2 separate regions of the Mus musculus genome follow, and region 1 is linked to region 2. Evidence: chromatin contacts called from ENCODE Hi-C or POLR2A ChIA-PET data. All regions are on one chromosome and are shown on one strand. The core of a region is the stretch at or near the end of the contact, and the rest is flanking DNA. Distances in the headings are between cores, read along the strand shown. Region 1 holds the start of Bcas3 (breast carcinoma amplified sequence 3). Region 2 holds the start of Ppm1d (protein phosphatase 1D magnesium-dependent, delta isoform).

The links. Hi-C counts contacts between places; a loop is a spot of excess contacts on that map. ChIA-PET counts read pairs that join two places held with the same protein, here RNA polymerase II (POLR2A).
Region 1: a map of heart shows a loop between it and region 2 (7-fold over the local background). The contact joins the promoter of Bcas3 here to the promoter of Ppm1d in region 2. A Hi-C loop is called at or near these places in 13 of 37 maps with a recorded cell type or tissue (CH12.LX, T-helper 17 cell, T-helper 2 cell and 3 more). POLR2A ChIA-PET finds 5 or more read pairs at or near these places in 4 of 5 experiments (Patski and embryonic stem cell).

Annotation. Positions count from the first base shown.
Region 1 is chr11:85,351,410-85,354,730 of GRCm38, forward strand. Bcas3 (breast carcinoma amplified sequence 3) reads left to right here and starts at 1,755. Exons shown (of 24, transcript NM_001166643.1): 1 at 1,755-1,824.
Region 2 is chr11:85,309,410-85,312,873 of GRCm38, forward strand. Ppm1d (protein phosphatase 1D magnesium-dependent, delta isoform) reads left to right here and starts at 1,845. Exons shown (of 6, transcript NM_016910.3): 1 at 1,845-2,514. The coding sequence starts at 2,064.

The sequences.
Region 1 (3,321 bases), core at 505-3,004, 42 kb after region 2:
GGGAGGTAACCTCAGTTGAAAAAAAAATGCTTCCACAAGATAAGATCTGGCTCTTAGGCGGGCCTGTAGGGCATTTTAATTAGTGATTGAGGCCATGGTGGATAGTGCTGTATCTGGAGTGGTGGTCCTGGAGTCTATAAAAAATCAGGCAGGGCAAGCCATGAGTAGTAAGCCAGTAAGCAGTACTTTTTCTAGGCCTTTTTACAGCTCCTGTCTCAAGGTTTCTGCCTGGTTTAAATTTCTGTCTTGGCTTCCCTCAGTGGACTTAGGATCTGTATGTCAAATAAAGCCTTTCTTCAACAAGTTTTTTGTTTGTTTATTTTTTCGAGACAGGGTTTCTCTGTGTAGCTCTGGCTGTCCTGGAACTCACTCTGTAGACCAGGCTGGCCTCGAACTCAGAAATCTGCCTTCCTCTGCCTCCCAAGTGCTCGGAGTTCGGAGTGCCCCACCATTGCCCAGCCAGCGAGTTTCTTTTGGTCTTGGTGTTTCGTCACAGCAATAGAAACCCTAACTAAGACATATGGCCATGGAAATGAGTTTTTTTGGCCTTGACCACGACCTCCAGCTAACTCTTGACACTGATGACATGCCTAAAAAGTCTACTTTAACCTGTATGATAGGCAAAGGTACTTTTACGAATTCCTTGTTGGTCATACCTAGCCGCCTAGTCCACATCTAGGCAGGAGCATCATGTCCAAATTCCAGGCCCGTTTATTATTTTTAAAAGAATTATATCTTATTAAAAAAGATTTTTTGGAAGGGACAGTGTTTTCAAACTTGGTGGCACTGGACTGGCTTAGAACTTGTTATGTACACCAGTGCTGGGAATATAGGGAATATAGTGCATGTGTTACTGGAATCCCATAAAAAGAGATTTTGGTACAGGTTACTAGGTGCTCAGGGGAAAGATATATGGGAAAGCTAGGAGTGTGATTGTGGGTTTCTTTAAGCAAGAGCTCCCGGCCTACGACTACTTGAGACTCCATGAACCCTTAAGACGTATCCAATGCCATCTTGCAAAGCCCCAGGTAGTCTTCTTAGACTCTCTATGGATCCCTATATTGTGCAACAAGTTCCCCCTTCCAAAGTCTGGGGCCTCTCCATTTCCAGATGTTCACGAACATCCATTCCTATGACAGTAACCATTAAGGACTCCAACAAAATTTCTTACAGGCCCCCTTATTCAGAGCAAGACGTACTCAGCAGGGGACTGAACACGGACTGCCAGCCTAGACTCCCGGAAGGTAAACACAGCGCCGCGGGCGGGGTGGAGGGCGGGCTCGGGCAGCCTGAGTGGTCAGGTAAAAGTGATTGGCAGCTGCCACGTCCACGTGCTTTTAGCTTCAAATCAGCTGTCGCGAGAATTCGATGTAAACACACCAGTATACCTGGCTTCGGGCTCCTCGCTGGAGACTTCTGGCTGAGGTCCGCAGGTATTTGGTGCATGTAGCGTTTCCTTAAAACAGAAAATCCACCAAGGTGCCTCTTCCAGGCCCGCAGACACGCCTGCCTTTTCTCCCCTGCCGCCTGCATTCACAACCGAACCTGACCCACCCGCTTCACCCGAACTTCCATACTGTTGTGTTTTCCCTCCAGCCCCAGCGGATTGGATGGATTCTGAAGGCGGGTCCGCCTCTTTCCTACTCGCTGGTTGGCGAAGCTGACCTCCAAGGGCGGTGCCGCGCCGGGGCCAGTTTGCTCCTGGGATTGGCTGATGCGGTGGTTCCGCCGAGGCGTGGTAGGAAGTGCTAGCCGTCAATCACGAGGGAGACTCCAAACAGTGAGCCTGAAGCTGGAGAACAGCGTTTACCGGCGGAGCGGCCGGTGAGAGGGCTGGCGGGTCTTTGGCTTAGGGGAGGTTTGGAGAGGGAAAGGGACAGGCAGCATGAGGAAACAGGGCTTGACCAGCCCCAGTTGACGGGGAAAGGTGCTGAAACTGGAGGAGAGCTGGGCAAGAGGCCAGAGGGCGGCCGGGGGCAGTGGTGGTAGGGCTTTGGAGGTGAAGTGTGGAGTGTTGTTCCCGTGACTTTGGGGAGAGTGGGGCCCGAGGGGCTTTCGAGGAGCTGTTCTCAAGTGACAAGGCCTTTAAAGGACAGAGGTGGGGAGACTGGTTCGGGTAATAGAGGGTGGAATGAAGATGAGAGTACTGAGGGGTCTGGTGAAAGGTACTGCCTAAGAAAGGGGTAGCTGGACTAGTTGGGACAATGGGTTGTTTGGGTTGTATAGGAATGTGGGGATCAACAGTTTGGGGTTTTTCAAATGAGGTGGTACAGTGAACCCTTCTTAAAAGTGATGCTTTTAGGCTGTGGGCTTTCCTGAGCCTTGTAAGACATCTTTAGTTCTGTTGCCAGTCCCCCTTTAACCATAATGAAGCAGACTCTGTACTCTCCAAACCACCTCTATGATTCAGAAACTCATTAGATAGTCAAGGTCTGGGACTTACTTAGACTGTGGGAAAATCCAGAGGCTCCTTATATTATACGAGTTTATATTCCAAATTTGTTTACACGCTGGTGATTACGTTACAATAGCTGGAGGTTAAAATATTATTTAAATGTGGCTACACAGTTTTATCTGTCCTCAACAGATTTATCTGAAGGCAGAGTGGTATCCTGTTACGTGTATTTGTTCTGAGGCTCACATGGGCCATCTGGTCTTTATATGGCTGTGCCCTTAAGGTTGACTTTGAACTCCTGATCCTCCTGCCTCTGCCTCTCAGGCATGCATATGCATCACCACCTGTGACCAGCTTTTTAAATTATTATTATTATTATTATTATTATTATATTTTTAAAAATAAAATACTAAGAATCTCAGGCTTACATTGCCCTTGAACTCAAGGCAATTTCCTTGCCTCAGCCTCCTGGGAACTGGAACTGCTGGTATGTTATGTCCCACTGAGCTTTATATTTGCATTTCTTTATTTTTCTTTTTTTAAAGATTTATTTATTTTTATATATGTAAGTACACTGTCGCTGTCTTCAGATATACCAGAAGAGCGCTTCATAACCCATTACAGATGGTTGTGAGCCACCATGTGGTTGCTGGGAATTGAACTCAGGACCTGTGGAAGAGCAGTCAGTGCTCTTAACCCCTGAACCATCTCTTCAGCCCTATATTTGTTTTTCTAAGTGATCCTGTGTTATATAGTTCCCATTTAGTTCTCTGTCTCTTTTCCTCCTAGTTATAAATTATAGGAAGATTCTGCCAAAGACTGAACTGTCTTGACTTTCAGATACTGCATAGTTCAAGGTCAGCCTCAATTCCTGGGTAAGACCCTATCTTAAAAAAAGAAAAGTAACTTCCTGGGTGTGGTGGGTA
Region 2 (3,464 bases), core at 595-3,094:
ATCACAGGGCTCCCAATGGAGGAGCTAGAGAAAGTACCCAAGGAGCTAAAGGGATCTGCAACCCTATAGGTGGAACAACATTATGAACTAACCAGTACCCCAGAGCTCTTGACTCTAGCTGCATATGTATCAAAAGATGGCATAGTCGGCCATCACTGGAAAGAGAGGCCCATTGGACACGCAAACTTTATATGCCCCAGTACAGGGGAACGCCAGGGCCAAAAAGGGGGAGTGGGTGCGTAGGGGAGTGGGGGTGGGTGGGTAGGGGGACTTTTGGTATAGCATTGGAAATGTAAATGAGCTAAATACCTAATAAAAAATGGGGAAAAAAAACTGTTAAAGGGACCGGGGAGATAGATGGTGGTTGGAAGCACTGGCTGGATTTCCAGAGGACCCAGGTTCAATTTTCAGCACCTACAAGGCAGCTCACAACTGTATGTAACTTCTGTTCCAGGAAATCTGACTCCCTCACACATACAGGCAAAACACCAATGTACATAAAAAAAAAGTAATTAAAAAAAGTTAAGGCCCAGTTATTTCAGAATGCTGTTTTAGGGGAGTGGAGAGATGGCTCAGTGGTTAAGAGCCTGCACTGCTTTTTGGTTTGGAGCGCCTATCTGGCTCACAACCACCTGTAACTCCAGTTGTAGGCGGAGGGTTGGGACTCCACACAACATCCACAGAGATACACACATAATGAAAATGAAATAAATATTTAATGACAATTTTAAAAGGAATTGTCTTGGGAGGTATAGAAACTGTTGTTGAAAGGCAGGCCAGCATAAAGCCTTTCCTTGTTGTTTGCATTTCCCATGCTGCTGTAAATAAGTTTCCATTACGCTTTTTGTGAAATCTCAAAGGCTGTACAGAAAATAATAAAGGAACACGTTGACTCCCTCAAAAGAATATGGTGCTAAGAAAATATTAAGTTGATCACTCGAGAACTTATTTCAATTTCGTGGAAATCAGTCTAAAAGCATTCATTTTGTTGTTGGGACTGTCAACTTCTGTGAACGGAGGGAAATAACCGTGTCTTTAGGGCATGGAGATCCTGTTGTATGCTCCTTTTCCAAACGGTAACTTAGATTCTGCAGTAATAGCTGTATTCAAGACGAGTCCGAAAAAGTATTAACGACGCTGAAAAGAGGAAGAAATATGCAAAATACTTAAAAAAAAAAAAGGGCTGTAAAGTGTTAGGAATTAAACTCGCCGACAGGTCTCCGACCTAACGTTATCGCGGAAAACAGGGCTGTGCAACTGGCGGTGGAAAATTCCAAGTCTTCTTAAGTAAACCCGACTGCTTCCCTTAACTCCCAGCCGGACAAGTCCCACCCAAGCCAGTTCACGCGTGCTACGCTGGTCTAGCGCACGGACCAACGACTTTGCAGGGCATTTTCGCGCCATTTCGCTTGAAATAAGTGGAAGGTCAAGTCTACCTTTGACCTCTGCAAATTTTCCACAATCGCGGGAGGCAAAACTGGCTCTGCAAAAGGACCAAAGGGGAAAAGCCAGAAGTCTCACGTTAGGGATTTAAGGGGAAAAAAAGATGACAGGTTGAGGCTTCAGCCGCTTAGTAACAGCGGAAAACCCCCAGGGTACAGAAGCCCTAGGCTGGAGAAAACAAACCGGGCAAGGAGCGCGCTCCCCCGGTCGGCGGGCCGAGCGAGATCAGCGGTTGCAGAGAGATGCGGGGGTGGAAGGAGGGCGGGGGCGAGCTTGCTCTTCTTGACTCCTGATTGGTCTGTCTCAGCGAGCCGAGTGACGTCATCAGGAGAAAGGGGGGGAAAGAACGTCTGATTTGTATGGTGGGCGCGGGCGGGCGGGGAGCGAGTTCAGTGCGCAGGCGCAGCTGCTCGGCTCCTCTCGCCCGCGACTCGACCGGCCCAGCTCTCGCGGACAAGTCCCGACATCACGCGCCCCCCCCCACCGCCGCGGGGACCGCCTCCTCTTCACTCTCGGCTTCGTCGAAGATAAACAATAGTTGGCCGGCGAGCGGCGAGTGTGTCTCCCGCCTCGGAATTCGGCGGGCTGCGTGGGAACGGCGGGATCCCGGGCAGCCGGCCATGGCGGGGCTGTACTCGCTGGGAGTGAGCGTCTTCTCGGACCAGGGCGGGAGGAAGTACATGGAGGACGTAACTCAGATCGTGGTGGAGCCCGAGCCGGCTGCGGAGGACAAGCCGGCGCCGGTACCGCGGCGGGCGCTCGGGTTGCCGGCGACCCCCACTCTCGCCGGCGTCGGGCCATCGGAAAAAGGCCCGGCGGCGGCCCGCGACCCTGCCCCGGACGCCGCGGCCTCGCTACCCGCTGGCCGCTGCTGTCGCCGCCGCTCTTCGGTGGCCTTCTTTGCAGTGTGCGACGGGCACGGCGGTCGGGAGGCGGCACAGTTTGCCCGGGAGCACTTGTGGGGTTTCATCAAGAAGCAGAAAGGCTTCACCTCGTCCGAGCCCGCCAAGGTGTGCGCTGCCATCCGCAAAGGTTTCCTCGCCTGTCACCTCGCCATGTGGAAGAAACTGGGTAAGTTCCCCGCCCGCCTCTTTTTTTCTTTTCTCCCCTTATCCCCCTGGGCTTTTTATAGCATCAGCACCGCGTGGGCCTCCCCGGTACCAAGAGCGCTATCCATCAAGCGACGCTGTCCAACAAGGGATGCGAGTGAAGACTGTCATGGTTGGAGTTCTAGGCACACCGAGTGGCCTCGGAAACGCTAGGATGGCTTGTCTCCCAGCAACCGCTCCTTGCATTATCTCCTCCCTCCTACGATCAGGGGGCAACAGTCTCCCCTCTCCCTTCGCTAATTCACTTTGGTAGCAGCACGCTCAGAAGTGTTTGAATGCCGGCGCCAGATTGTAACCGAGGGATAAATTTAAGAAACGTTTCTACACGGGCTAGGTGAAAGAAGCAGGAGGTGGCAAGAATTGGAGCGTTCCCTTAGCATCTGTCATAATTTTGTTCTTGTTGGGCTTGTTCCTCTTGGTTGCCTCCTACCGGTGGTGTCACTTCTTCAGATTGACCTGAATGGCTCTGGCTCGATGTAAGTCAATTTAGAAGGGCTGAAGTGTAACATAGGCAACTTACTTTTGTGATAGTGTTTTGGGGTAATCCCTTGAATTGTTTATGAGAAAGGTGTGCAACGTGTTAAATATTAAATTGGCTCCATGTTAGGGGCATGTGTTAACTTCTTGGTGTGTGTGTGTGGGATACTTAGAATTGCATTCAGTTTTCCAAAAGTTCATACTGAAAAGCACTCATGTCACTACTCATCAAAGTAGTTTTTGGTAACAGGTATTTTAATTCCTAAAAGTTAAGTGTGATTGTAGTCCCATCTAAATTTTGAATCTCTCTGAGACAGACAGTACTTCTGTAGATAACAGAAATGCCCGAGGGTTATATGGCTGCTTATTTTGCCCTGGGTATATGGTGCATATTTTTGTTACAGAAAAGAATTTATGTTCCTGCCACTAAAAACC